3 separate regions of the Homo sapiens genome follow, and regions 1 and 3 are each linked to region 2. A link is a loop called in an ENCODE intact Hi-C map of the cell type or tissue named here. Cell type or tissue: ovary. All regions are shown on one strand. Each heading gives the region's core, and the rest is flanking DNA. Links, peaks and the distances in the headings are about the cores only.

Evidence for each region. Peaks named below come from ENCODE experiments on the same cell type or tissue, not always from the same donor. Only the 100,000 strongest peaks of a DNase experiment are listed, where the experiment ranks them.
Region 1: it touches region 2 in a loop (3-fold over the local background); 4 of 110 quality-filtered maps call a loop at or near these places.
Region 3: it touches region 2 in a loop (2.4-fold over the local background); 13 of 110 quality-filtered maps call a loop at or near these places.

The regions. Positions count from the first base shown.
Region 1 is chr5:158,454,913-158,465,516 of GRCh38, forward strand. No RefSeq gene overlaps it. Among named protein-coding and RNA genes, the nearest start is that of LINC02227, 50 kb to the left of the region's middle. In ovary, for the core only: no CTCF peak of the experiment used is centred there; a DNase peak (open chromatin) is centred at 6,539; H3K27ac peaks cover 1,558 bases.
Region 2 is chr5:159,102,144-159,112,747 of GRCh38, forward strand. LINC02202 (long intergenic non-protein coding RNA 2202) reads left to right here. Exons shown (of 3, transcript NR_109890.1): 2 at 9,716-9,855. It overlaps LOC107986467 (a long non-coding RNA gene), which reads left to right and starts at 2,876. Exons shown (of 2, transcript XR_001742942.1): 1 at 2,876-2,953; 2 at 4,724-5,296. RefSeq lists an enhancer at 1,889-2,794. In ovary, for the core only: a CTCF peak has its summit at 4,788; DNase peaks (open chromatin) are centred at 2,791, 3,148, 4,518 and 4,828; H3K4me3 peaks cover 535 bases.
Region 3 is chr5:158,770,518-158,781,121 of GRCh38, forward strand. It overlaps EBF1 (EBF transcription factor 1), which reads right to left. Exons shown (of 16, transcript NM_024007.5): 10 at 6,896-7,022. Among named protein-coding and RNA genes, the nearest start is that of EBF1, 320 kb to the right of the region's middle. In ovary, for the core only: no CTCF peak of the experiment used is centred there; a DNase peak (open chromatin) is centred at 5,024; H3K27ac peaks cover 2,307 bases.

The DNA.
Region 1 (10,604 bases), core at 3,465-8,464, 650 kb before region 2:
AGTGAGAGGGAGAACAAGCAAGCAAGAGAGATGGAGAGGGTGAGGCCAACTGCTGGAGGAGTTAAGGGAGGCTGAGCTGATATCAGAAAAGACTCCAAGAAGCAGGTGGCACTTGACCTGACCTCATGAGCCTTAGGATGGGTAGCATTAAGCTCTGATAAATATTAAGTAGAGCTCCGTTTATTCCAGGCAATGGCTCTGTAGTCCCCCAACAGCAGTTCTAGCCTCACTCACGAACTTGTTAGAAAAGCAAGTTCGTGGGCCCCACTCCAGATCTATGCAACCAGAGATCCTGGGATACGATTCAACATTCTTTGTTTTAGAAGTCCTTCAGGTGGTTTAGATGCATGCCAAAATTTGAGAACCACTGCTCTAGGCAGGGTTTGTTAACCTCAGAACTATTGGTTCTGACCGTTTAGGGTGGATAATTCTCTGTGGTGGGCAGGAGTCCTCTGCACTGTAGGATGTTTGGCAGCATCTGGCTTCTACCCAGTAGACACTGGTAGCACCCCACCCCATCCCCTAGCTATGAAACCAAAATGTCTCCAGACATTGCCAAAGATCCCTAGGTAGCAAAATCACACTCCCTGGTTGACAATCACTACTTCAAGAAAAAGCACAGCATATACAAAGTTATGGTGGTAGGAATCTCAGGGTATGTTTGAGAAATAAAAAGTACTCCAGTATGATGAACATTCTTGGCATGAGCACAGGAGTGTTAGAAAAAGCTAGAAAGGTAGGCCACAGCCTGGGTTTGGAAACCGTTGAATGGTGTGTTAATTTGTTTGGAATTAATTCAGAGGGCAATAGGGAGTCACTGAAAGTTTTAGGTAGAGGGTGACATAACTAAATCTCCACTTTAGATTGTGTTAGATCTGAGCAGTGACTTTCAAACTATTGTAACGAATATACAGTTGGGCCTTGAACAATAGGGTGGGGGGGTTAGGGGAACCAACTCCCCAGCGGTCGAAAATCCACGTATAACTTTTGACTCTCTAAAAACCTAACTGCTAATATCTTCCTGTTGACCAGAAGCCTTACCAAAAGCATAAACTGTCAATTAACTCATATTTTGTATACAATATGTATTATGTACTGTGTTCTTACAAGAAAGTCAGCTATAGAAAGGAAAATGTTATTAAGAAAATCACAAGAAAAAATATATTTATGATTCATTAAGTGCAAGTGGATCATCAGCAAGGCCTTCATCGTCATCATCTTGACATTGAGCAGGCTGAGGAGGAGGAGGAGGAAGAGAAGGGGTTGGTCTTGCTGTCTCGAGGTGGCTGAGGTGGGAAAAATCTACGTATATGTGGACCTGTGCAATTCAAACTCGTGTTGTTTAAGGGTCACTTGTATTTATGTAATGTCTCAGGACACACACATATACATTTAACAAAACTTTTACACATATTTTTTATGTTACTTGCAATGCAGTCTGATTTTTATCTACTCTATTCCATTTTTTAAGCTGTTCATAACACATTAAATAATTTCATAACCCACTAATGGGCGTGGTCCACAATTTGAAAACACTGGACTAAAAATTAGAGGCATTGAAAAGGAGGGAGCAGAGAGATTGGGAGAGAAGTATTTCAGTGGGTCCAGGCAAAAGATAATGGAAGCCTGATAATCGGGTGGAAATAGGACAGAAGAAATAGCTGGCAGGGACATTTCAGATATAGCACCTATAAGGAAGAAGGAGAAATCAGGAAAAAAACAAAAGGCATGGATTTTATCAATTTTTGTAATTTTTTTGTGCCACCAACATAAATAGATGCCTAAATAATAAATAGATTTGAAGAAGGTTATTTGGTTTTTCTTTCTTCACTAGTTTTTGGCAGGGGGAAGATAGTGTTTCTAACTGTGGACCTGCTGAGTTTGAGCTGCTTAGCAAGGTAGAAGTGTCCAGCAAACAGCAGCAAAAGTGGGCTGTGGCATGGATGAGGGTCAGGGTTGGTGTTGTGGATTTATGAGTCATGCCCATGCAAGGCCTGGTGGATGAGGTCACCCGAGGAGGGAGAATGTGGTTTCTGAGACTAATAGCTTCCCTCTGTATATTGATATCTATCTGAGTAATAATATTCATTTCTAGTGTAATAAAGACCCACTCAGCAGATGGTATCACATCATAAATAAGTCAAAGCAAGCCCAAGACATGATCCTTGCCCTCTGAGAGGCTGTGATTCAACTAGGCCCTCCTGGTTTGATCTGAGCCATATTTTCTTATTTATTGAGCACCATCTATTAGCTATGCACTATTCTAAGTGCTGAGAATAAAGCAGTGAACAAAATAAACACCCCTGCCAGCATGGAGCTTATTCTCTAGCAGAGGGATGTGGACAATAAACAAAACAAACACAAACACAAAACAAATGAAATATTTATGATGTCAGATGGTGGTAAGTGCTATAGAAAAAAAATAAGCAGGGAAGAAAAGAGGGATGCCAGATGGGAGAATTGCAACTTTAAATCAGGGGAGCTTTCTTGAGAAACTGGCAATTGAGGCCCCTGGTAATCCCTGGTTTCTTGGGATGATTGATATGACTGGGGATGAAAACATAGTGAGGCTAGTTCTGATCATCTCAAGGCAGAGCATGATGCAAGGCTGTGCAGGGTGGGGTGGGAGGGAGGGAGTGGAGGTCTTACCAGCAGCACTTGGGGAAGACCCCACTCCTCGGGGTCTTCTTTTTACCTCTGCTTTTGGAGACATTTGATCTCTGTCTTCTTCATCTTACTACAATTCCATTTGTGAAATTTCTTCCTTTCCAAAGCTCTTTCTCATCTTATTTTTCATTTGAAAGTCATAGAACTTCTGGACCTGGGGAATCTTAGGACTCAGAACAGGTGAGAGGCACTGGTTCCATCTTGTAGGTGTCTGCTCTTAACTGACTATGGGACACTGGTTCTGTGGCATGTTAGTTTTTACATGAAAATAAAATTCTGTTTTCAAACATGTTTGAGAAGTACTGAGCTAAACACGTTGAATGGATTACGACTGTAGGACTTCACAAAATCTTTAATGTGCTACTTGGCATTGGCAAATCCCCAAAGAAGGAAACAGTATGCATGGTTTCCCAAACTTATTTGGCCATGGATATGCTTTGTTATGGAAAATCTCTAAAGGGATTATTGTTCCTAGGTACACACTTTGGGAAACAGCCTGCTGTATTATATGATGATGGGCAAATCATTTAGCCCTTCTGAATCTTTGTCTTCTCATCCATAAAATGAGAGTGTTGGCATGCTGCCCAAAGAATGTTAATACTGCCACAGGGCTCTGTCCTTGGCCTTGAACTTGCTTAGAATTTTATCAGTGACCTCGGTGAAGAGAAAAGAGGTAATTATCACATCTGGAGATGGCACAAGGTTGGCAGGGGTGGCTGATAGGTCAGATGACAGAATCAAGACTTAAACTTATCTTGACATGTTAGGATGATAGGCCAAACTATCTGCAGAAAATCTAATAAGGATGATATATGGTTCTGCTTTTAGTTTCAGAAAATTGATTTTCGAAGTATAAGATGTAGAAGAGCAGCCTTGACAGCAGTTTATGTAAAAAAATAAGAAAAGACCTGAAGATTTTGATTTACCACAAGCCCAAGATGAGCCATCAGGGGATGTGGCTGCTCTAAAACTGAACCCAGTGAGGTTTTATTAGTAGAAATGATTCTGTTCTGAGGGAGCTGTGGGTTTCCCAGGGGCTGGCTCTTCTGATTACTTGCCACCTGGGGTATTAATATCCAACGTTTTTGAGAGCATATTACGTGCTTATCACTGTATCCTGCAGGTTATGTGTATCCTCTGATTTAGTCCCCACACTAGACATGTGAGGAATTATTATTATAATAATACATATTGTACAGATGAGGACACCGAGGCTCAGAGATTGGTGTGGAGCCTGGATTTGAAAGCTGTAGATTGTGTCTAGAGCCTGGATTATTTTGACTTCCACCAGGATGGCAAGAGATCTGGGAACCATAAGATTTGAAGAGGGAATGGGTGATGTGCTGTTTAAAAGGAAAAAAGGGCTGAAAATGAACATTATCTTCTAACAACAAAAGCTTTTCTGTTGAAGAGGAATCGACTCTTGCCGTGCCCCTTTATAGGATGGAAGTAGAAATGGTTGTTAGAAGTCACAGGGAGACTTTTAATTTAATATAAAGAAAAACTTTCTAAAGACTAGACTGATCCAAAATGGATTGGAAAACCTCATTAAGTAGCCTTCTGTTTCTTTCTCTTTCTCTCTCTAAATATTTAGGTAGAGGTTAAACAATTATGGATGTTAGTACTTGGTAAAATGTCAAACTACATTAATGGAGCTACTAATCAATTACTTTAGTAACTTTGTCAATCTGTTTGTCTATAATGCTCAAAAAACATTGGGATACACAAAATAATGTGACACACTCCTTGCTTTCAAACAACTTCTTATCAAGTCAGGAAGACAGATATGAAACAAATGACAAGTGATCCTGGACTTGACAATGACTTAATTTGTGAGCTCTGCCTTCATGGTTCTTTTTACCTTAAGTATCATATACCCGTCAGGGTCAACCAAAGCTTGTGTTTTGAGTGGTCCAATGGCTATGGAAGACATATCCTTTTGACAGTCAGGGATCACCTGCAATTCAACAGTGGTCAGGGATTACCTGCAATTCAGCAGACTCTGGTACAAATGGGAGAGCAAGAGAACATTGAAGATGTGGAGAAAGAGGAGGAAATGGAAGCAGAAGCATTAGCCAAAGAAGTCTAAGTGTAGGGCCATGCCACCAAGAAGCTGTTTGTCCCTGACACTTTCAAAGGCATTAATGCATGCTGAAACTTAGGGAGTTTCCAAGACTGATGACCCTAGTGTGAATACCATGTCAGTTATGACAGCAAAGAAAAGCACCTATACTTCCTCCAGGGAAATTCACTTGGAAAAGAAAGAAGGCTGGGCGCAGTGGCTCATGCCTGTAATCCCAGCACTTTGGGAGGCCAAGGCAGGCAAATCATGAGGTCAGGAGATCGAGACCATCCTGGCTAACAGGGTGAAACCCCATCTCCACTAAAAAATACAAAAAAATTAGCCGGGCGTGGTGGCGGGCACCTGTAGTCCCAGCTACTCAGGAGGCTGAGGTGGAGCTTGCAGTGAGCCAAGATTGCGCCACTGCACTCCAGGCTGGGTGACAGAGCAAGACTCCCATCTCAAAAAAAAAAAAAAAAAAAAAAAATCCTACCCAAGCTCATTGGATTCTTGTTTTAAGAAGCCTCATTCAGTCTAATCCATGATGAAACAATTCCCAGAAACAACTTTTAGAGTATAGCATTTGTGTTCAGTGTTTTATGTTGTAAATACTTGCACAATTATTTTTTTCTGGTCACTTATTTCATATTAGGTTTGGAATTTGTATAGATTAGTGGACTTACTTAGAATAGGCTTTGCTTTCTATGTCAAAGTTGGACTCAAAGTTAGAGGTCCTTATATATAATGTAACGTTTACAATTGCAATGTGTATAGGATACAGTGGGGTGCACCAGCAAGGGGGAGACATGTGGCCCCGGAGATGGACAGGAGGTCGGAAATGGTTCATGATGAGGTGAAGCTTGAAATACTAGTAGGAATTATTCACACAGACAAAAGAAAAAAGGGACAACACTAGCAAAGGAAGTAATGGGCTCAACACCACAAAGCCTATGGTAGTACACCTTCCACCTCTCAAATTACTCCATGACCGGATCATCCTCTACCATCATTCTAGATAGCCATTACCTATCCAGGGTGATTTTAGGTGACTGCGCAAACTTGTGGCGTCAAATAAGACTGAATCTTAAAATGAAAAAGTCATTCTTTTAAAAATTCTCTTTTAATCCTTCTAATTGCAACAAAGAAAAAAGTCTTAGGTTCATGCCACTATGCACATGAATAGCCTTTTTAACAAAGAGGGGGAATATCTCAAGTTTATTTTCCTGTTCCTCAGTTCTCTCATCTGCAAAATGGGGACAACAATAGAGACTAGTTGATAGACTGGTGTCAATTAAATGAAATATTATCTATAAAGCTTTCAGAACAGTATCTGGCACATATTAAAGTCTCAGTAAGTATTTCCTATTATTATTTTTGTTTTTGTTGCTATTGTCTTCCTAGGCAAGCAACATTTATCTGTTTAGAATGTAACAATATGGTTTTGTTTTGAATAAATTCATTTTTATAGTTAATAGTTGCCCTCTAAATTTTGTAACTGATACTGGTTTCTTTTAAAATTAAGAACGTGGACAAGCCAGGCAGAATGGGAATGAACACATTTTGGGAAATATAGCCCCAGATGATTTGTCAGGGTTTCTGCAGCTCTAAATGTCAAAGACTGTACTGATGGAGGAGGGAGGCCCAGAGAGGACAGAAACTTTACCCAAGGTCACGGGGCTCATTAGTGGCAGAGCTAGGAGCAGATCCAAGACCTCCAGATGCTCAGGCTCACGTTCTTCTCTCTGGAACTTGTTCATGGTCCAAAGCCCTGGGACTCTTCTCAGCTGACAGAGCCCTGTATTGGCCTTGACCTGGCAAAAGGTACACAGCCAGGGTTGCAGCTCTACAGAAAGCTCTGTTTACTCCCTCTGACTGCACTGAACCCTGAACCATGTCCTAAAACCAACAGTTGCTTGCTGTAATATTCCTACATTCTTACTGAGCCCTAACACCACGTTCAACACTGGGAATTTGGGTGGGCCCAGAGTGCCTTTAGTATTACTGTTATAATTCAAAACATCCAAATTATTATTTTCTCCATGAGATGAAGCCAGGAGAGTGCTGTTAAGTGGAGAGAAAAGTGTTTGTTACACTAGGCGTTCCAACAAAATGTCCTCCTTTGCTATTAAATCATAGCTTTTCTAAATGAAATGATATTTTGCAAACTTTGGCAGTGACCAAAGTTTGGACATTGTGCAGGGTCCAAACTTTCTCTCTCTCTCTTTCCCATTTTGTGCTTTTTCTCCATGTGGTCCAGAGAACTACTATTTGCTGGCTTTACTTTTCTTGTATGTCTTTCCTTATGACCCAAGTTGTCTACTTTCCCCAAAGACCTCAGATAACTTGATTTTCTACCCACAACTTGTCATTTTAATAAAGAATGAAACGGATAAATAGAGGCTAGAGACTGCAACCCATTACCCAAATGGGTTGTTTCTCAGAATCCCCCTTTCTTTCGAGTTAAGTGTGAATGGCTACATGGAAAGACATGTGCTTGTTACCCTAATGCCCCCAAACAGAAAATTAATGAAGGTCTATGGACATGGGAATTAAATCTGCAAAGGCTGAAGGTGATCAATAAACTCTATGAAAAAATGGCTTCAACCATATAAAACCCTCTACTGGACTCTTTTGTTCAGTCCTGTTTCCTGTGTGAACTGTACTAATGGGTACCTACCCATTTCCTAATCACCTCCACTGCCACCGAGAAGCTGTTAGTGGAATTGGCATTCTCAGGTCCCATCTTCTCTTTCATTTCTTGGTCTTCACTGACATGGCCTGAACAATTCAAGAGCGTGGCTTCCACATCCTTAGCTCCACTTTTGGAGCTCAAAGCAGGATTCAGAGCCGAGGAAACCCATTGACAGGCCTGGGGCATGCATGAGCCTGCAGCTGGGCTGCTGTTCTTCTACAAGACCCGGGGGACATGGAGTAGTATTGAGATTGCAAATCAGAAAAACTCTTCCTGCAGCCTGGCTTACATTGAGGAAAATTCCTGCTGGTGCATCGAAAGACAGGAGTCTGCTCCCCTGCTCACTGACCACAGAGCACACCCCATGCCTCTGCTCTCAGTATCCTTGGGCAGTGTCTCTCAGTAGGCTTGCCTGTATCTCTCTTGGGCGTCTTGGGCCCCCTTTCTCCCTTTCTTGCCAAATCTCCTTCCTTAAGCAGTTATCTAGGCCTGTAACGTAACTTTGAAATGTTTCAACTAAGAGTTCAGGGCACAGAAATGGTAAATGAGAGCAACTCCCTGTTTCCTGAGAATGGGAGCTTCTCATTATTCGAGTATCTTGGTATTTATGCATTCATTCATTCATTCATTCATTCATTCGTTGATTTAACAAATATTTATTAAGACTAGTACAAAGCACCATTCTAGGAACTAATTGTGAACGAGACAGGCAAGAATCTTGCCCTTATGGAACTTATATTCCTGGGATCAGGTCTGGCTTCATAATTTGTGAGGCCAGTGTAAATGAAAATGCAGAGCCTTTGTTAAAAAATAATTAAGATTTTTCATGACAGTAACAGCAGAGCATTAAGTGAGGCATGGGGGCCTTTTAAGTGTGGGGCTCAGTGCAACTTGTTCAGGTTACACACCCATGAAGCTGGCCCTGGTAGGGGTGACTGGAAAGTAAACATGCATGTCTCTGATGGATGAGCAGTCCAAAGGATGAGACCCAATTCATTGACTTCCTACAGGACTGACAACAGTTGGATTGTTCTTTAATGATTCAGAAATCAAGACAGAATTTTTCTGGGTCTCAGGTCATCATTAAATATAGTTTGTTGTTGCATAATTAAAGAATTGGCTTTGTGAGCTCTGAGTAACAGGATGATGGCTTATGGAGAGTCAGTGTGTTTGGAATAATAAGCCCAAGAAAATGATACTTTTGAAGATTAAAACGAGTAGAGTTACTTCTCATGATTGCTTCCCACAAACTCCTGAAAATCCTCTAAATACTCAAACAAATAAAACTAAGCATGCTACCTGAATACAGAAACTGTTACAGCTGCAGATATAAATTATTCTGGTAGTGCAGGATAACCTGTTTTAAGGGAACCCAGTGGACTACCAGTGCAATGAATAGGTTTAGAGGTTAATTTCTCAGACAATTCATGTAAATTCTGAATGTGATTTTGAATGCAGTGTTGGCAGGTATTTGCGAACGGCTGGCTATTCCACAGGTTCCCAAATTTCAGTCCCTAAGCTTGGCCAGTCCCTTCCTTTACCCCTGTTCAAATGTCTCTTTTCCATCCAAAAGTAACGAAAAGAGAGCCAAGGATCTGACAGTGGATTCTGTTAACTTCATTGTTGAAAAAAAAAAAAATACCAAGAACATGATTCTGACTTTCAAGCCCAACTGACAAGGAGGGAAACTCTAGTGAATGTGCTGGCATACACGTACTGGACTTTTATGAAAATTAAAAACAATCCTGTGGCCTTTGGAAATGAAAGCCAATTGAGTAATAGCACTGTGTAGGAAAGATTTTGTTCTCAAGGTGAGTATTTCACAACTGGGGCCGTTCGGGGGCCCATGTGTTTCACAAGTGATGTGTGTCATCATCATTAACTAGTCTGGTGTATAGAAAGATCACTGAATGGAAACATGGGTTTTTATTCCTATCTCTGCCGTGAAGTCAGGTTCCTAGCTCTCTCAGTTTTTCATCTGTAGAATGGGGGAGATAATAGCCCATCACTAAGAGTTATTGTGAGATTCAAATTAGCAACATATATAAAAGTCTTTGTAAACTGCATGTTGTTTTACAAATATTGGGTTTATTATTACTCTAATTGCCATTTTATTTATTTCTGTTTTCCAAGGTGAGCTCTTTGGGTGTAAAATGCAAAGATGGGATGAAGAGACATTGCAGCCCTCTGATTACTCACTTGGGGGAAGTAGATCAAGGCTATGATGTTGCCTGACAGTGATGGTTGAAGGCAGCTGAGTCCTGTCATGGAAAATGTAAAGGCCCTCCCCTTTTTCATTTCCCTCCAGGAACTTCTGCCTGTAGTAATAAAGAATCCTGTGTTCATGCCTGTGTTGCTTCATTTTAGGAGCTTGACTTTTATATGAATCTTTGTCCATGTGCAGGGCTGTCGACTATTGTTTCTGCCTCAGCTTACCCATGAAGAAAGGGAAGTGTGTGACATTAAATGATTTGCCCAGGTCACCCAGAAAGTCAGTGATGGAGTCTACAAAAGAAAGGATAAGTTGTTTTTCTTCGTTCTCTACCTCAGCCACCAGAGGAAATCGCAGCAAAGTGTCCAGGATGGTTCAATAATCAGCCCTCCTTCCTTCCCATGACCAGAAGCCACAGTTATTTCCATGAGGATGCTGGTGTTTGGCTTCCTTCCTGCCTCATTTGACTGAGTTGTCTTTGCTGTAGAGCTTGCTTTTCTGTAAGGCCAACGCTGTATCAGAACCCATGGATTATAAGCAATATTCACTGTGTGCCGAACCCTTAACACTAGGCACTGGGAGACACCATGAGGGGACCTAACCCATCTACAATATAAAAATAAGCCTATGGAACAGAACTGGGGGAACCTAGAAAGACCTGCTCTGGGGAGCCATTTATACCTGGCTTTGAATCTCAGGGCAGTCACTTATCAGCTGTGTAGCTTTGGGGAAGTTACACAATCTCTCTGAGCCTTGCTTCCTTCACTTTCAAAATGGAACTTGTAGCATCTACCACAAGAAGAGTATTCTGAGAATTTAAGAAGCCTATTTATACATGTATATCTAAATGTGGGCATACAATGGCAAATGAGATGAGAAACAGAAGGAAAGAGAGAAAGGGAGGCTAGCACATGTTTATCACAGGTTAAGAGTGCAATAAACATCACCTTAATCTTTCTTTTCTCTAATTG
Region 2 (10,604 bases), core at 2,649-7,648:
TAGCGTTCATGTCGAAGAAGAGTATAATGGTGGAGAGACTTGAAGGGCTGTAGGTTTTTGGGGATAGGTATGTGAACATTTTCAGTCTCTATAGTATTTAAATGCACAATTGAAACTTGGCCTGCTAAAAACTTTCTAAAGCTCCAAACTTAACCTTATGCTCCAGGTCCAAAGGGGTCCCCAGAGTCAATCCCTCCCCCTGCCTGGGCCATATTCTCCAGCTCAGAGAGGATCCTTGAAGGTAAGGAGATGAGGAAGCAAAGCCCACCCATCCTATCAATGGGTCCCATATAGCCCTGGCAAAAGGCCTAGGCCTCCTTCTCTTTATCTGCCTGAACCTCCATTTTACTCTCCAGTAAACAGTCCTCAACTGCAGGACTCCCAGCTGAGTCTGGTGGGGTGTCTCCAGTGGTGAGGGACACAAAATAAGGGAGCAGATCACTGCCAAAGGAAGGTGACAAAAGTGCCAGGGAAAAGAAAAGCATAGACACCCTCAAGTCCAGGATCAGCAAGAGACACACAGCAGATAGATTTCTGGGGTTGAACAGAGTCTAGAAGCATCTGCAAAGGATGCGTTTGTTGAGAGCCTGAAGCTGACTCACCCAAATGAGAAAGTGGCACAAAGCAAGAAGTCCTGAGCAGCTCAATTTCTACCCCAGAGCCAGTCTCTCCAGGAACTAAATATGAGGGAGGCAATTTCCATACCTGCCAGGCTAGAGAAGGAAGAAAAATAAAAGGGGGCAGAAATATTTTGATAAGACTAATTTCCTTTGGCTGTGCAGAGGCAGCACATACCTCACCTGGGGTGGTGAGTGTGCTTTATTTTAATCAAGCCGAGTGTATTCATAGCTTTTCTTCTTGGTGTCCTTGTGCTTTCAGTCTGGCTTTCTCATCCTGTAATAAATGTTTAAGTAGGAAGGAGGCTAAAGAGAAGGTGGAAGAGAGACAGAGTGAGTGACAGAAAACTGGAAATGACACACAGGCCAGCAGAGCAGTAGTTTTTTTTATGGATTTTCTCTGGTGAATATTGAACCAGCAATTGTAATTTTAAACTTTGAAAAAGAGCCTCTTAAATACTTCTAAATCTTCATGTGAGGGTAGCACTACCTCCAGAGACAAAGCATGTGTGTAGAGGGTGATTGCCATCATACCTGAAAGCAGATACTTCAAGCACTATCCATCACAATTACCTTAGGTATATACTTTATGGTAAAGGTATCCTGTAATGAGATATTCTAGTATGTACAGCATTGCCTAGGCTTTATGGCATATGAGTGATTTGACTTTAGGGTAGTTTATAATAGTAATCCCCAAACTGGGTTCATCAGGCTAATCACATGGGGAAGGGTGCAGGCACTTGTTAGAAATGCAGATTTCCAGGCCTTATCCTGACCCACAGAATCAGAACCTCCTGTGTTGGTGCCTGGGATCTGTATTTAAAGTTATTTGGAAACTCTTGATTTTTGAATATATATCATCTCTGAGAGAAAGAAGGAAGGGAAGGAAGGCGTGAGGAAAAAAGACTTTTGCATGGGGAAAAAATACAGCAGAATGAGTTTACACCTGGAAAGAAAAACTAGAGAGGTTTGGGGTTTCCCCTGGAGCCTAGTTTCCCTGATGAGCTCCTCAAAATTTCTGCAGCTGTGGGAGTTCAGGATACACAGCCCCTCAGATGCTCCCAGCGGTAGGCAGGGCTGTCCAGCTCTCGGGATCTCTTGACCTGGGCCTGGAGGAAGCCCAGGGCAGTGTGCAAGCACTCCCTACCCACCCACTCCCACCCTGACCTTCTGCTCCTTGGCTATCCCAACCCTCTTGAGGCACAGGGAAATCAATTCCCCTTTCTGAAAGGCAACATCTACCAGTAATTTCTGGGGACTCCAGTAGAAACATACCGGTCTCCCCAAAGAGAAGAGACTAGATAAATACAGCCAAACTAAGACCCGTGGAAAGGTCCCAGCGGAAGAGGGAATCGTCTCTGTTCGTCCGCCCCCAGGAGGCCAGACTTGGGACCTGTCACTTGGAAAATTCTCTTGATCTCCATTCCCCTTGTGAGGGCGGGCCCACAGAAGGGCAAACCGTCCCGGGACGTGCCCCCTTCCCTCGCCACCTGCCAGGGACAGCTTCGAACGAGGCGGGAGGACAGATGCCTACTTCAGTGTTGGGAAGGGAAAGGGGAAAAGAAAGATGCAAGGACCTAAGCCAAGGCGCAAAGTCCCTCAGATTGCGGCCGCTCCAGAGGAGTCGACCAGCAGCCTGGAGTCGGGGTTGAGGTGGAGAGGAGCAGGGGCCACGGCGTTGCCCGGTGGACGAGAATAGGAGTGGGTGGCGGCCCGGGGACCTGGGAAAGCCGGGACCTGCGCGAAGGCTCGGCTCTGCGGGGCCCCTGAACTGCACCCGGAAGATGGCGCGAGTGGCCGAACACCGTGACACACCGCCAGCCCTCAAAACCGTGGCTCTTTTCCTCGGTGATCTCCATGCGCAGTCCTCGGGGAACGCGTGGGAGTAGCAGGCCAGGGGTCCACTGGAAATCCAGAATCTGATTTCTGTTTCCGATTCCCTACGCTCCAGAGAAGGCCTCCTCTGCTGGCCCAGTATGACCGACACTTCCCGGCTCTGGGAGCGCACCTCCACCTCCCACCCCCCATGGTACATACAGGGAAACTGAGGCCTAGAGAAGGACAAAGACACCCACAGACGGCTAGGAGATAGAGACCAAGCAAACAACACCGCGGGGCTCCGTCCCAGGTTGGGAGCGCTTAGTCTGATACGGCCAGAAGCCTGGGGCAAGGGGTTCCTACAGGTCTTTCTGGGGCGAGCCTGCCAACTCTCTTGGGTTTCCCCCCGGGCGGCCCCAGATAATAATAGATCCCATTTGTTGATGGCTTTACGGGCAGGAACTCACTGAATATCCGCCACAGACCACGGCAGATAAGACCACTCCGGCGTTTTACAGGTGAGCAAACAGAGACCCTGTGAGCGAAGTTGAAAAACTTGTCCACGGCCAACAGCTAATAAAGTCGCCAAGCCAGAATATCGCTAAAGCCTGTCCCCTTAAATATAGAGCCAAACCGTCCACCCAGCTGTGGCGCGAATCTCTTGTCCCCCAACTCTCAAGTGTCCTTTGGCTCTGGAGCTCCTGGGCCCGGGTTCCGCATCCGGGAGGAGAAAGGAGCGAGCGCGCACGGTGCCTCCCGAGGGCAGGGAGCAGAGGAGAGGAAAGGGGAAGACTATGAAACGTCCTAACTAATGCGCGTACTGAATGCGCATTCACGTGGTCAGTTACCGATGTGCTTCTCTCTCTCCTGGCCCGCAGGGACAGAGCGCGCCAGGGACGTGCCAGCCCCGGCCCCGGCTCTGCCACATTTACTATGTGACCTCCTGTCAGTCATTCTCTCTCCCAGTCCTAGATGAGATCTTAGAGCTCACGCAAGCTTGCCTGTTGGAACAGACTAAGTATCTGACTTTGCGGGGATGTTCCTGATGCCCATCGAAGGACAGAAATCTGGACACTTGCGGATGTGCTTTAATGGGGGAGATGCTGATTCTGCCCTGGCGTGACCATAGATAGCTAGAAGCTGAAGTCATTCTGAGTCGGGAGAATACAGTTGGGGGCACTGCCGGAAAGGATCTTTAAGTCCGAGGATGCCCTAGGGCGTGATCATATCCCACCCGGTGGCCCTTGCCCACAGTCCCCTAGTCCACGAGATTGGAATCCGATCTGGGAAGGTCCCTGCTCCCTTGGTAGAAGGAGGCTCTGGGATGGGAGAAGGGAGCTTCTTAGCGATTTGAAAATTAGCATCCCTTCAGTAGCGCAAACCTTATGGAAGAAACCTTGGCCTTAAAACATTCTCAGAGGGGAGACTGGGAGGAACAGGCCTGTTTATTCAGGGGAAAGTTGGAGAAGGGAGGGCGAGTTTAGCAGAAAAGCTCGAGATGCCTGGATAACAAAAAGTTTGCGCTCATACTTCCTTCGAGGGACAATTTGCTGAATATTTACACACCTTTGCGTGCTGCGAGGTCTTTGTTGGCTACTGGGATGCGAGATGTGTATGATGTGAATGTGCAAATATGTTTGCATGTGCGAAAAGTGGCTGCACATTTGTGGGCCAGTGCAGTAAGTGTGTGTTTGTGCCGGTGACAGAGAGCACTTGGCTGAATGTGTGCGTGGGTGCGTAAGGCATTGGTGCACACGGGCGTGAGTGCGCATGTGTATAGTGTGTGCACGTGTCATGTGTAGTGTCTAAGTGAGTGGGCTGTGCATTTGCAAAAGTCCGTGTGTATTGTGCAAGAGCATCGTAAACGTGTGTGAGCCTGAACTCACACGTGGTTTTGTGTGCACGTGTGCGTATGAAATTCAGCAAAAAAAAAAAAAAAAAATCCAAAAAAATCTAGGTCTAGGCAGGGTGCGGACCGAGGGCCCAAGGGCAGGCGTGCAGACCGCTACGACTTTGGCTTTAGGGAGACGCCTTCGGGGCGCAGGGCCCGCCCGAAGACGCGGGTTAGCATACAGCTCAGCTCCAGGCAGGCGATGCGGGTTCCCAATGCGGGCCTACAGATTACGCGGACTGAGCTGGGAACGGTCCCTGCTGGACAGTTCCGTGCTCTTAATCCTTCCTCGCCTACGGTCTCTGATTATTGATGCTTGCCGTGTGTCCTAAAAGGGACCGCTTCCGGTTTATTTGCTTATGTATTTATTATCTTTATCAACGTTATTTTTTGGCAGCTGCCGTGAAGATGCCAAACCCACCAAGACTGCGCTGCCCCACCTCTCCGAGGCTGTCCTGGGAGTGCGGGTGACCCGCGAGCTCCAGAATCTTTCCTTAAGGTGGAGCCACAGCGCCACCTCGCGATCCTCCAGCTTCCCTCCCTCATGGCCACGGAAGGCTGGCCCTTTCTGGTCCAAGCCCCCAGGGTCCCACACTTACTGGTTTTCCATGCACTTTCATTATTTCCCTTTCTCTCTCTTCAATGTTCCCTTATCCTGAGTATTGAGGTCCCCAAACGCGCCTTTCTACCCCACGTTTGGACATAGCCGGAATGTCTACCTCCTTCTCCATCCGGTGAAGCACTGCTCCCCCTAAAATCACCAGCTCAAAAGTCACCTCTATGAAACCTTTTTAGACTTTTCCAACGCAGTCATTCGTGCCTTTCCCTGGTTTCCCTACTGCTCGCATCACATTGGACAGGAAATGCTATTTAAACGTTTTTCTCCTCTCCCTAATCAGGGAGCTCCTCTGAGAGGAGCCATGGCTGTCCTTGCTTATTCAACAATAAAACCTAGTATATATCAAGTGCATACTATGGAGCGTTTAATGCACTGTACTGTGCAAAAACATATTGTCTTATTTCATTTTCCCAGCAAAATCATGAGGAAAGCACGAATATTGTTTCCCATTTTGCAGATGAAGAAACTGAGGTTAGAGAAAATAAGTACCCATCCAAGGTAGCATTGCAGAGCCTCATCCAAGTCAGCCTGTCGGATGCCAGAGCCAACTTTTCTTAACCTCTGACTTGCAGACTTATTCAGCTGTATATCCGTGGGCTTTGTGATAGGAAAAGACACAGAATGAGTACTTGTGTGTTTATGAATAAATGTATCTTTTAAATTATTTCTTCTCCTAGAGAGTTGGGTGTGGGAAGGCACTGCAATTATCAGATACTTTGATTGAAATGTCACCACAATTATTTATCTCTAAAGAGTATTCCTCTGCTAAGTAGCTAGGAGACCTTGGTCAAGTCACTTCATCCTCAGTTTCCTAAGTTCTAAAAGTAGGTTTTCTGTGGAGGATTAAATGAGAAAAAAAAATGTGAATTACATGATATATAGCATTCTAGTCATTGCTCAGTAATTATAATAACTCGAAACTACTGAAACACACACAAAAAAAACAAAACACAAAATTGACTTACCCTAGTCACACAGAATTCCCTGTACCTCTGTATGAAATCATCTTACTGTTATATCTTCATTTTCATCTTAGACATGAATTATATAATAAATATTTTTAGTTTATGGTGGTTAGGGTGTTAATGTTAACCCTGCTCTGTTACAAATATTTAAGGGGTAGTGGGAGAGATATAATCAAACAGTAAACCAGCAAACTTTGCCTCTTGTAATTTCCTCCTGCTTTGTAGATCTTTACCAAGAAAGATTTAAAGAAAGGCTATAAAAGTACTTATTGGCCAGGCACGGTGTCTCACTCCTGTAATCCCAGCACTTTGGGAGTCCGAGGCAGGTGGATAACCTGAGGTCAGGAGTTCGAGACCAGCCTGGCCAATATGGTGAAACCCTGTCTCTACTAAAAATACAAAAAATTAGCCGGGCTTGGTGACGGGTGCCTGCAATCCTAGCTACTTGGGAGGCTGAGGCAGGAGAATCGCTTGAACCCAGGAGGCAGAGGTTGCAGTGAGCCAAGATCGCACCATTGCACTCCACCTGGGCAACAAGAACAAAACTCTGCCTCAAAAAAAAAGAAAAAAGAAAAAGAAAAAGATGCTTATTATTCTGGAAAGTACAAAACTCTATTTTTTAATTTAGGGGAGATTCTGAGCTAGTTTAAGTGTTTCCCTACTTGAAAACATCATTGCTACCAATACATTAAAAGTTTAAAAATATGTGTCTAAGCAAATGATTGTATCCAAATAAAAGAAAACTCAAATAAAATAATGTATTACTACTAATATATTAAAAGTTTAAAAATACATGTCTAAGCAAATGATTGTATCCAAATAAAATAAACAAATGAAGGTTGTCTGAACATATTCTAGACCTTAAGACATTTCCCAAAAAGGTTAAGTTTTAAAGATTTAACATCTCTTTCTAGAGTGACCCATTAAACAAACATTCCTATTGTCAATTAGGTGAAAATGAACTTTTTCCCCTGTTACGGCTATAACTTTCCTACTGTCCAATTATTTTGGAAAGACTGTTGACTAGTATTGTCATGTCATAAACACATGATTTCTCCTCTGAGAAATGAGGCTAATAAAATCCACAAAAGGTATAAACGTGCCTCCACATTTTGCTGGCCCACAGTCCATTTCTAGAAACTTCACTCCAGCCCCAGTTTAATTTACTTTATTGTACTTGCTTCCCATTCTATGCAATTCTCTTGTATAGAGATGAAGAAATGGATTCAGGAAACTCTATAATGTGTTAAGATATTTTATTGTACAGCTGATGGATATTTGGGAATTTGATTCATATTGATGGTGTGAGACACTGGCGTTTTGACAAAGTTGGGGTGTGTTCTGTTTTCCTTTTTTATTCCTATTATGGTGGCCATTAGAGATGTTCACCAAAATTTTGGGTTTTCTTCTTCCAGGTGCATAGAAGGATGGAAGTATTCTGACCCTTCTGCATTTAGCTGTGATCTTGTGATTTGCCCTGGCAAATAATGAATTAGCAGAAGTGACATGTGTCACTTACAGGGGCAGAAGCATGAAGAGCCATAGTGCAATTTACCAAATCCCCTTCCCGGTGGCACAGCTGTTGCTGCCCCCACCAGATGGAGTTTCCATCAGCATCCCACCCCTGGCACAGACGTGTGGAGTGGAGACATCTCCTACACCCATAGACATTTAGCAAGAATGAGAAATAATCCTTTGTTACTGTAAATCCCAGAGATTTTTCTGTACTGCAGTATAACCTAGCCTCTCTGGAAGAATACACTTAGAAAGGAAACTCATCTTTTCTTTTCTTTTGGGGGGCAATTTGAAAATTCTTCTCCTAGAGTGAAAAGTAGACTGCCATGTCTAATTAAATAAAATAATCAGAAAATGAAATCATTCAACTAGAAATCTGAATCTCATTTTCTTAGTCTATTCATACATTTCCCCAGGGTCAAAACATCTGGAACCCTCTGAAATAAGGAGAATAACTAAATTTTACAAATACTTAAAAGGAATCTCAAAATTATTGCTAGACCTCGACAAGAATATTCAGTGGGTCCTTAGTCCACTTGCAGATACATCATGAAGTGAGTTACATAGGTTGTGATTAGAAAATACTTTATTAGCAATTGGCCAGGCACAGTGGCTCACGCCTGTAATCCCAGCACTTTGGGAGGCTGAGGTGTGAGGATCATCTGAGGCCAGGAGTTTGAGACCAGCCTGGCCAACATGACGAAACCCTGTCCCTACTAAAAATACAAAAATTAGCTAGGCGTGGTGGCACACGCCTGTAGTCCCAGCTACTCAGGAGGCTGAGGCAGGAGAATCACTTGAACCCAGAAGGCGGAGGTTGCAGTGAGTCAAGATCATACCACTACACTCCAGCCTGGGTGACAGAGAGACCCATTTCAAAAAAAAAAAGAAAAAAGAAAAAAAGAAAAGGCTTTATTAGCAACTGTATGCAGACATAAAGTAACTTTTCTCTCTGCCTCATGTTCAATTCTATATCAGATTGGCAAAAAGGAAAAATATTTGACTAATCAACTTGAATTTAATAACGTGATCTAGGGCAAGTCATTTAAATTTTCCAGACCTTCTTGTCCTCATGTGGTGTGATGGACTCAATGTTTCTGCCTTGCCCCGCTCCTCTGCCCTGCCAAATTCATATATTGAAACCCAAATGCACAATGTGATGGTATTACTTCCCACAGATAACTAGGAGGTAATTAGGTTAAGATGAGCCATGAGGGTGGGATTAGTGTCCTTAAAAGAAGAGGTAGAGACTAAAGCTAGCAAGCACTCTCCATCTGTCTCTCTCCCTCTCTGTCTCTCCCTGTCATACGAGGACACAACAAGAAGGTAGCTTTCTGCAAGGCAGGAAGAGAACCCTCACCAGAACCTCATCATGTTGGCATCCTGATCTCACACTTCCCAACTTCCAGAATGGTGAGAAATAAATGTTAGTTGCTTAAGCCACCTAGTTTGTGGTATTTTGTTATAGCTGTCTGAGCTGACTAAGACAACTAGAAAATAAGAGTAGACAACATGAACTTCAGGGTACCACTCAGTTCTACTAAGCTAGAATTTTGAGGTATCTGGGTGATAGCAGTTTCAGAGTTGATGCTACAGTATAAAAATCTTCCTGTGTCTCCATCCCCAACACTATTTTGTGAATCTTTTTTCATTTTTTTATACTGATCTCAACTTAAAACAACTGCTTCTTAGGCAAAATAATACTTCTTTCCTTAAGCCTCAAATCTTTTAAACGTGGGAATCTGCTAGAAAAGTGTGCTGTATAGATTTGGGGCCATGTAAAATGCTTTGTCATTTTCTAGCCAAGAGGAGAAATTTGCTTCTATATTGAAGAGCTATTCTCTATAGGTTTCATTATCTGATAACCTAAAGAGTTTTTCTGTGGATTTTCAGGAAACTTTTGTGAGAAAATATTGACTGTGCGATGAGTGCTATAGGGTGAAATCATTACTGTCTATTCTTTATCCTTGGTGTGGCATGATTGACTGCCAAGAATAATATTGTTATAATAATTTCATTTGGATAATAATTTAAATTTGACAAAGAAGTTTCACATGAGTTACTGCCTTGACTTCTCGTAACACACCATGCAACTGACATTTCTGCCCCACTTCACAGAGGAGGAACAGGTTTAGATCCGCCCATACTGTATGGTTAAGAAGCACCAGATTTGGGGTGTAACTCAAAAGCCACAGCTGCCTATGAAATTTAGAAAGCTGTCTGAAGCTTTAGTAGGAAATAGAAAGTGTCGGAACTATGCTATGGAGCACTTTTTTATAAAAAGATGCAGGATGCTTTCTGTTGCAGACATGATCGCTGGTAACAGATGCCTGGTTCACTCTCATCCTGGCCATACCTGAGGACTATGCTCCTCTTCTAGAAGTTCGGTGCAGTCATCTGACTTAATTGATTCAGCGCATTTATCTGCAGGTGAGAGAACCCCCAGAGCACTCGTTCTCCTCAACCAGAAATATTACTGAGGGCAGATCCATCAGTTTGGGTCCTGCTATGATGATCAGTTTGGGTCCTGATATCCATACAGATATCCAGCCCTGGAAAGTAAAAACAAGCTTCTTTTCTGAGCAGTTCATCATGTACTGTTTTCTTTCTGTGAACAGAAGATTTTAACACTAAGACGATTTTATAGGCAGACACGTAGAAGAAGCTAGCAGAGGTGTCTTAAACCCATTTGTGCCTATAGAGCCATACAGTTACCCCGGCGTGAAAAATATTAACCACCTTTTTTTTTCTGAACACTTCATCATGTACTGTTTTTGCTCAGTGAATGGAAGATTTTATCACAAAGAGAAGTCTGTAGGCAAACATTTAGAAGAAACTGGCAGAAGAAGTTTCTTGGACCATATATGCCTACAGGGCCATACAGATGTCCGTCCCTGAAAAGCAAAAACAAGTTTCCTTTCTGAACAGTTTATCATGTACTGTTTTTGTTCAGTAAATGGAATATTTTAACACCAAGAGGAATTTGTAGGCAGACAGAAGAAGCACCATGAGCTCTTTACCAATATGCAATGGATTTAATGTAAGCAAGTGGTTTAAGCCACTCGGATTTCTGGCTTGCTTGTTACTGCAGCTGAACTTAGCTTGTCTTCACTGGCACAGTTTCCTAATTCAAATTTAAATCTTTTGTAAAAGAGAACTATCTCTGTAGGGTAGACACT
Region 3 (10,604 bases), core at 2,367-7,366, 330 kb before region 2:
ATGGCTTATAAAGTTTTGCATACCCTTGTCCCTGACTACTTCTCGCAGCCTTCTGTCTCACAGTTCTCCTCCTCCCTCTTGATTTTCCAGCCTCACTGCAATTCTTACAGCCGTCCAAGGTACCGTGTTTCCTCCCACCCAGGGCCTTCTCATTTGCTCCCTCTGCTGGAAGGCTCATTCCCTAACCCCATGCTACCCCCACCCTTCACTGGTTGTTGGGTTAGCTCTTTGTCATCCTTCAAACTTCAGCTTGTGCAATTTTTCCTGTAGAGAAATATCTCTAACTGACTGGTCAGGGCTCTTTTATTATGTGCTGATCAAAAGCGCTGTTTCTTTCTGGACACGTACCAGGTTTGAAATAGTAAACTTATGAACACCCATTTTCCCTCTTAGTCTTTAGAATAAAGAAAACAGGGATTGTGTCTGGTTTTGCTTAACACTGTTTCAGGACTTGGCCTAGAACTGGTTTAGAACATTGCCTAGAATAAGACAGGCAATCCACAAACATTTGTGAGGTGAATGAATGAAGTAACAAAAGGAAGTGGTAAAATCAGAACAGAACACAGGTATTTTTATTCCTATTCTAATGCCTAGAAAGAAACAATGTCTTTACTCATAATCAAAGCTGACACATACATAACATCAAACTCTAATGACAAATTCTTTGGATTTTCAAAAATATATATACCCACTATCTGCTTTTCTCACTTACTTTTGGGGAGCACTCATACTGGACCAGGTACTCTCAGGATTGCATTACATACATTAACCCTTTTACTCCTTAGATGAAGGTACTATTAAAATAGCTCCATTTTACAGATAAGAAAATGAAATTCATAATATAAGCCAAATCCCATTTTTTCATTTAAAGAAACTATGTTCTATGTATGTAAAACTTCAAGTAGAAAGGGACAGATTCTTAATTAACAGCTCTTATTTACATTCCATGTTATCCAGAGGACAAAAATCAATGAAGACCCATTGATCCTGGGCAATATGTCAATGATAGCACCTATTGCAAGTAAAATGCTGAGCCAAATCCCTTCAACATAGTGTATAAAATAAGATTGAGGAAGAGTTTCTATTTCTTCATGAAGCTTGTGGACTTTTTATGATTTGTCTACCTATGAACAGAACAAGAGAACTAAGGACAAAAGGAAGTGAATGATGAATGGGATGGTTTTAGCACCTGGGACAAAAGAGATTCAAGGACAGAGACTCTCCCAGTCAATCAAGATGAGTTACAGGGAGCACCAAAGTCAGTCCGACTGACTCATTTCACAATGAAGAGACTGGAGTCCAGAGCACATAAGCAACTTGTCTCACAGCTAGCGAGTAGCAAGGCTGGGATACGATGCAAGCCTCATTGCTATCAGCCCAGGGCTCTGTCCACTATACCACAGCGGTCAGAGAACACTTCAGAGAGGTAAGAGTTTGAACTGGATCCTTCAGGTGAATCACCATGCCCAAAGTAGCTAAAGTGAGCTGGAGGCACAGCAAGGAAACTGGTTTGACTGGAGCATCATAAGCCCTAGCCCCAGAGCACAGTGAGCCAAACTCGGGACTTGGGCTACGTCTTACATACAGTGAGCAAAGAGGGAAGGTTTCTCTGCAGGGTAATGACATGAAAGTGGCTATTCAGAGCGTACTGTGACAAAGAATTTATGTAAGAAAAGACTAAAGTGCAGGAGATCCATTAGGTGCAAACTCTCCACTTCTTCCCTAAAACCAATGACTTTGTTCAAGCCCAAGGTGGCAGCCTTTATTTTGTGGAGGAGGTTTCCAAGAATGAGAAACAGAGATTTCTGGTGAAAACTCTGGAAGCTGGAGTTGAAGCTGATTATAATCTAAATACTTTTGAAGACAGTTGGTGATAGGCTGTACTCCTGTTGCTAGGACCTCCAGAGGAGGGGCTGAGATGGAAATAAGAGAACAAGCATGTGTTGTTCCCTAAAAAAGTTAACACCAGAGAACTTTACAAATCAGGAGTATCTGATTAAAATATTAGCTGTGTGATGCATTCCTGCAAAAATATTTGTTTTAAGCAAATTATTACATTTACACTTATGCATTTCTTTTTCTTGCTACTTTATTTACACTTTGCTCCTTTTATTTGGGGTTGACAGGTGTTACTTGTTTCTTTAAACTGATGCCTATAGTTGTGTTACTAAAAATCCCAAAAGACATTTCTTAGATTTCTAGGGAGATGACAAGGATGATAAACAATCCATGGAAAATAGTTACTCCTGGTAGGGACTCAGAAACAAAGGAATGAATCATAATGGCCACCATTTATTAATGGAAACTACTAGTATCTAGCCTCATGCTAAATACAGTTCCATGATTCTAAAACTTTACATATGTTTCCCTGATCCTAAAAACAACCCCAGCAAGGTATTATTATTATTTCCTTATAAAGATAAGGTGACTGTGGTTTAGAGGCATCATATGATGTCCCAAGGATAACCTCTCTAGTAAATGGTAGATCTGAGAATTCAATCTATATCCATCATCTTGAACCTAAGCAGTCAATCAGTATGCGAGGTACTATCCCCTTAGGAGGGAGGGAGGAAAGGATGAGGGGAGTAAAGAAAAGAGAGAGGAAGGCGAAAGGGAGATAGGAGAGATGGGAGAGCAAGAAGAAAATAAGAGGGATAGGGAGAAAAAACGGAAAACTTAAAAGTCATAGTAAAAGATGTCAAGTTCCACAGAGCATATGCAGACAAAATAGCCCCTCCTATGTGCAAAGCAACGTGTTATGCATTGGCAAAGGATGTGGAGTTATTCTGGGCACAAGGTACAAACAGGAAGTATTTCCACGAAGAATTCTCATTTCGAAGTTAGTTCACAGGCTAATACACAGGAATGTGGGTTAGTCCTTCCACAGGAACAGGAAATTGGGTGAAAAATGTTTGGAATTGGAAAAGTTAGTGGTAGAAAAGATCTGATAAGTGACCTAACCAGACATCTGAGTTGTTAGATGATCATTCATCAGGGTTTTCACCAACTTTTGGGGGGTCAGGTGGTGTACAGCTCTCAGGGTACCCCTAGGCTGCTCAAACCTTGTCCTGGTGTCCCATTCTTTCAGTCATATATTCCCCGAGAATATATGAAAATTCTTACAGAAAATATAACTAGAATGAAGGCAACACATGCATTTGGAATTGGCCGCTTCTTATCAGGAAAACCAACTACAAAAACTTTGAGGAAGCAGCTAAAGGTGCCTAAGAGTCTTTTATTAGCTTCCAAGGCTACTTAGGGATTAGCAGGAGAGATCACGATTCGAAAAGATCCAAGCCACTTAAAGATGTAACACCTGCAAGAAAACAAGCTGTGAGAATAATAAAGGTATTAGGGAGAGCCCTTACATGGCAGTGAGGTTATAGTGGATTTAATTCCCACTGGACTGACCAGAAACGATAATAGGGCTTTGAAATCAATCCTGTGATTAGATAGTGTTTTTGTTTCCTTCTCTTAGAAAACATTTATTGAAAATTAAAGTCAGCCTTGCCCTACATTTACATAAGAATAACTGGACACAATAAAGTAAGATCTAGAAAGTGCTATTGAGCTTTTCTGCTTCTAATCCAGTCAGGATTCACTTTCCAGAGTCTGTGACTCTGATTGGACAAACACAAGGGCATGGCACATTAGCAGCTATGGATTCCTCGTGCGTCTCTGGTCTGAAGAACCAATGAGGGAGAGATGTACGCTTGCTTACCATCCTTACAAGGGGAGCCAGCTTGCAGGCAATCTGTGCTTGGTCAGATTCTTCCCTCCCCAAAAGGTCTGCCTTTATTAGTATAGATTAGGCCATGCTGTTCCTGCCTTTTTTCTTTTTTTTTAATGTTATGGACTTTTAGAGACATTTACATCTACAAATGCCAACTCTCTCTTGCATACTTTAAAAACAGCAATAAGGCCTTAGTTTGGGGTGTTACTTTTCAGCTCAATAATATTTTTCAAGGGAAAAATTCCAAGTGATATTTCACTAACAAATAAGAGGGTTAGCTCACCCAATCCAGAAAACCAAGCCTCACATCTTGAAATACTATGGATGTTAAAGAAAATGAAGTGTGAACTTCTGTGGGTGGACAAAGGAGGGGGCCGTACATTTGCAATGATCTGAGCAGTTGTTTGGATACAAAGAACAGAGAGGTTTTATGAGCCATCTCTATACCCTTACTATTAAGTGGTGACAGCAGAGGTAAACTGAGTAAATCACAGAGGCCAGTAGCCCCAGCCATGAACAAGCAACGCATGGTAGAGGCATTTAATGCTAATGATCAAAAGGTCCATGTGTAGGTCACCAATGAACACAGATTCCCTTTCATCAGAAATGATGTGATGTCACAATAACTGTTAACAGCCAAGTAACTATACCAGAGGGGAAATCATTGTGCCAATTTCTTCAGATTTTTATTTTTCCGATATGGGGAGAGGTTAGAACTCTCTTCTAGAATATTTAAAAAAAAAAAAAAAGGCTTCTTGTCTGGTGCCCACAGTTTGAGGCCAGATCACCAGAAGCATTTTTTCATACCTTAAATTTCCCACAGATGTATACATGTGCATATGCGCCAACTTATTGCTCTTACCCTTAACTACTTTTCTAGGCTTGAAAATCCAACACTTTTTTCTTAATTCCAGTGTGATATAGATTTTCTAAGATGTGATTTCTTAAACTGATGGCAATTTTTTTTTTTAGTGTTTAAAAAAACTCCAAATAATGATGGATCCCTAGCTCTTTTCTCTTGAGAACTTAAGTAATTTAATGAGGGTGATTTTTTTTTCTAACTTTTATGGCCAGGTGGCTCTAGGGGATATTTTGTTGAAGACTGATTAAAAATAATTTCTTCTAAATGAGACCTGACCACAAAATGGAACCATTAATGGGCAGGGACGTTGTCACCAAAGCGGAAACCATGCCTGATTGCCTCCTGTACCTCCCACCACACAAGCATTTTCTTCTTTTTCTTCTCCTTTTCTTGTTCTTAATAGCTGAGTAAATAAGCAGCCAGCGAGGCCTAATGTTTTCGGCCAAAAACAGAGTCCAAACTTCTCAGAGAAAACATTTGGCCTCTGTGGTTTTGAAATATGTTCCAGAACACCGAGTTCAGTGGGGGAACATTGTGAAAAACTCCCATCCATTGGAATGATGCTGGGGAATGTTACAGTATCAGAAGTTTCAATTGGTCCTTTTCCTGCAGCCCCATAATGAGACTTGTAAAACACACACACACACACACACACACACACATGCACACAGACACACACACACACACACACACACACACACACACACACACACACACTGCTATGTGGAAGTTCTCATGGGAAAAATGAATGGCAAGAAATCCTAGCTTTAAAAGAAACAGCTAATCTGCTAGTTTGATTATTCTTCAAAACTTACGCTGAACCAATGAGCCTAATTAAAAACACTTGGCCTACTTCTATAAAGCATCATAGCTTTCTCTACGCTTCGTTTGTATACACCACAAAACTCCAGAAAGACTATTATTTTTTCAAGTGCTCACTAACAAAGTGCTGACTTTGTTGGGATGGCTGAGCTAATTTCTTGAACTCAGTGTGAAACCTTAGCTAAACAAAATTGTGGTAATTTTCCTTAATTTGTAAAAGTGATTGGAGTGCAAACAAAATTTTCCTCTTGGGTCAATCCTATAATTTTCAGTTAACTAAAACTAATCGTCAGGCAGGCACCAAACCTGCATTTTGTTTAAAGGGCTGGGAGGCATTTCCAAGGGTCAGGATGCATTAATTGTTTTTATAATTTCGAGAGAGAGAGAGAGAGAGAGAAACTGGGTGACTAAGAAGTATGTTTGGTTTTACTTCTAATATTGAAATACAAGGGAAAGATGCTCTGAAGTAAAATGTCACAGAAAAATAAAATTCGTCCACTTAATTGTATGGTTATAATTACAATTTGTTAACTGTTATCCCTTCACTGCTCTGTTATCTCTTTGTGTGAAAGCAACTTCCGCTCTGTACTTAATCTGGTCTTGTGGTCTTTTACTGAATGGAAAAGGAAACCTGGGACTAGTTCGTGGAGACAGCTACCACTATCCAAGGATGACTGACACTAAGCAGAGGGCCCAGAACCGCACTCCACCTGTGGTTCTTTGAGCAGCAGCATCAGCCTCACCTGGGATTGCTTAAGAAACAGGATCTCAGGTTCTACCTAGACCTACTGTAGCAGAATGTGAATTGTAAAAGATCCCTGGGTATTTGGTTTGCACTTCACAATCTAGGGATCTCTTAGCGTACACATTGGGCACTCAGCCTTTATACTTGATGTCATTCCACAGAGATGCTGCCTGGTTCTCTCTGTCTGATGGGAGGGAATTCACATTCACTCTGAAACCCTAGCTTCTTGCCGCAAGGCGGATCCATGTGCCAAGGCTGTTTTGGGAGGACAAAAATGCAGCATACTTGGAAAGAAGGCACCAACCCAGAATTAAATATGAAAACTACCAATTGTATGTAATACAAGTGCCGTGAACAGGCTAGAGGAAAGACGTACTGTTCATGAAAGCACAAACCTACTCCATAAAGCCAACAAACCCTAACAAGGTGGCTTAACATCCAGAAACTCAGGACTAGCTACACCTCTTTCCCCTTCTCTTATTTTTCATGTGGCATCTTTAGGTATCCAACCAGTTATTTCAACAGAACGCGCCATTCAACATGGACACCTAGAAGAATTCTTAATACAATAATAAAAGCACCATGTTTGGTCATACATATGGTAAAATGAAGAAAGAAAGCAGGCTTTAACTAGATTTTAAAATAAAATACATGCTTTTATACAGACAAGATAAGGGGAAAGACCCCACAAGACCACGGCAGTTCTGTGCTCACCATGTGCTGTGGTTCTTACCTGTATAAATGAATCTGCCTGGTGTTCCTTTGCAGAACTGCTTAGATTTGTAGGACAGTGTGACTTCCACAACACCAGGGATGTGCCGAGGAGGGGTCTGCACACGGATGGCATGAGGAGTGATCAACTGGAGGAGACATTTGGGGGGAAAAATTGTCATTGCAATAGTTAAAACTTCACAGTCTTCCTAATAGCTCTCCATAAACAAAGCTTTAAAACACATAATTAACCTGTCTATGTTTAAATCCAATCTTGATGGAACCTGCGTGAAAGACACTGACAACAATATTTACAAATGCTCTGAGTACAGCCATAACAATATTATCTGGGTTTTCCTACATGGCAGGCCCTCTGCTTCCTGGTTTGAACAGGGAACCTGGCCTAATGAAATGATTTATCTACTACAGGATATCCTTTGGAAAATCTCTGAAGCAGACACCCAAATCAGAGCCGAGCTTTGCCGTGACTCTCCAGAAGCTGATGGGCCTGGTGTTTGAACTGAGCCTGTCAACATGTGGAAAACACAGAGGTAGGGAAACAGCAGGCCAAGGCACTGTGATTAGCTGCGGAGTGCACGTATGAAGTACCCCTGAAGACCATTTGGTGTATTAACTACCAGAGGCACAATCAAAGAGCTTTACAGGGGAAAGCAAAGAATCTGCCTCCCTGGAATAGCTTATGGATCTAGCAGAACTAAGGACTCTCCATAAAAGGGAAAGGGAAAGGGAAGGCTGGGGAGGCTGCGGAATGATCACTGGTCCATTATGCAATGCCACGTGCACAATGAGAAAGTTCATTTCTGAACTCTGTTGGCAATCAGATTACACCATGAAGCAGAATTTATTTTGTATTACTCTTATCTTTGTTTACATAACTAAAATGTTATTAATGGCCATAAAACTGGCATTATCTGGTTCTTTGAAAAATCCAGCCCTGGTATTTGACTGGTTGACCTCTGATGGTGCTGGATTCTACATGTTCTCTTTCTATGGGATTCTGCAATTGTCTACTCTTTGACTCCTTTCAGATGCAGTTAGCTCAATATTTGTGGTATTGAGTCCACTGCATACAGTGGATAATTTATACAGTATACATGAGTTTAAACTAACATGCTTGTTCTGTTCTCATGGGGATAACTTAGAAAGGGCTCTTATATCAATGTGCAAACCAGGCCCAGTTTGAGTGTTTTGCCCAGAGAATCACAGATAACACCATGAGAGGCTGGATGCGGCCAATGGGTCCCTGACTGGATAAACTGTTCTAACACCAAGTCCTAGGGAAAATAATTTGAGAAAGTTGTTATTGCTAAAGCCCACAAGTAATTTATATCAAATGTTCCTTCTTGAAACAAGAAAAAGTCATATCTGCATAAAAACCATTTTAACTTAGCAATTACAAATACCCTGTATTATATCTTGTAATATAAAAAAGCCCTAAATGACTGTTGAGGTATGAAGAACTATTTATCCCTGTACTAAATGGCTCCAGGTTTCTAAGATTTTGAAATTATTTCTCTTTTATTCCGCTTCTTTGTCTTTTTTTTTCCTGTTGTTCTTAGCACCTTCTAATTTGCTCTTGTAATCTGTGAGCATGGAAATCAGGAAATCGAGTTTAATAATGTAGAGAGAATAAGAAGAAAGAGGCTCTGAAGGGCAGTGAAAGATGATCTTCCCCAAATCAAGAGCATGTTAATTGTTGAGACACTGTTACTGCAATGTTGGGAACTAAAACTTGTAGAGTACCCAGGAGGTATCTACCACATTGCTGGATATTTTACATACAAACACTAATTTGGTCAGAACAATGACTGTATTTTTATCCTTTTTTTTTTCAGGTGAGAAAACAGAATCTTAAAATTAAGTTGTTGCATAAGCAACTTTACCCTTGTCATAGCAAGTCAGAGCAAAAGGCAACACTGATGCAGTTCAAAAAAGTCACGGGACAAACACTTCCTTTGTAATCATAGAGAAAAAAATTGTTCATATAGAAGCTTTTTAAAGGTAGTAACAAACTCAGTTTTTTTCTGATCCAAAGACTTTGTGTGTGTGTTTTCTGTACCTATGCTCTCTCCATTTTTCATTTATTGCCTGGAGCTTTGCCATGCTTTTGGTGGTAAAGGATGTTCCATGTTGTTATATTTCAAATAGAAGGTATGCTTCTAATTTTAACACGTACTTGGGATATAGAGTACCATTAACTCACAATAATACTGATAAGAACTTTCAGCCAGTTAGAAAACACTTCACCTGCTCTCCTTGTTCTCAGGGGAAATAAATTTTAAAAGATGGAAAGATATTAGTAAATAGATGGATGAAGATTCTTTTTAAGTATAGGGACTTAATATGTATGAGTTGCTATACCGAGGAACAAAATTCACGGGCTTTATAAATTGATTAGATATGACTGCAATAAAACTACAGACTGAGAGTGAGGCTTTAGCATAAAGCATTAGGCTCAGGAAATGCAAACAAATTTTCATTTACAATTTCATTTTCAATTTTAATTAATTGCCCTAACTAAAGCAGAGATTCCTTCTAAACAACAATCCTTCACAGATGAGGTAGAATCTGAATCATAATAGAGAATAAATTTGTTGATGTTTTCCTAGCTGTGAATATTAGTCTGGGAAGAATCTCTAGCATTGACACATGATATTGATGCTTATGGAGGAAAAACATTTTAGCTAACTTTGATCAATTTGAAAGCACAGGCTTATTTACTAATCACTCAAAGAACTGTAGAATTTATTGCTGGAAGGAATGCTAGTGATAGTTTAAAGCTAATCTTCTTATTTTGACAGATAAGGACACAAAAATCTAGAAATGTCTGGTGGCTCCGAAAATTGACCCAACATGCTAGAGGAGGGACAGGGTCTAGATCTAGGGTGTAGAACTCCGGACCCACAAATCACAAAATAAATTTCACACATTGTTCCAGCCTGGTTGAACCCAAGGCAGCCACTCAAAGCAACAGAAGGAGGGAGGGCTAGTCTAAATTTTTCAAACTTTCATCATTGGAATATCACTTTCTTAGTTTTGTCATATCTATATACCACCTATACAATTACATACTTAATAATTTAAAAAGTGATTATCTTTTTATTTAAAAAACTTATTTTAAAAGAAAACTTTATGTCACTACCATAATTGGAAAACTGATATCAACTGCAAAATAAGAAGGTATTGTAGATATTAATCTTGAAGTTAATATAAATTATAGCTAGATATTGTTGACAACCTGAAGGAATTTATTGAAAAGGGTGATTAGCTAGTGTTAAATATTAAAGACTTTTTTGCCCTGAGACTTTATCCCTTTAATAAAAATCATAATTATGGAATAAAACAAAGATTAAAAGAGAAACAAAAGGAGTGATGAAAAGAGAAACCAAAAGGAGACTAACTTTCTCACAGTGTGATTCAGTTCTATTTCATGTCTGTGTCAAATCTAAAAATGTCTCCTGTACTACCAAGGACCCATGCCCCATTACTTTGGTAAATACTGTTCTAAGTGATTAGAGAACAGATTCATTCTTTGACTTAACTTCCTTAAATTACAAGCCAAACAATTTGGGCTAGAAATAAATATTCTTCTGAAACTCTGTAGCATCTGCCACTACTCTTTCCCTTCCTTGGAACACTCCATTTTCTTATGAGACAATAATCATAAGACGTAAGACTTGCAAAGTGTCTGATGGTTTACCAAAGCACTT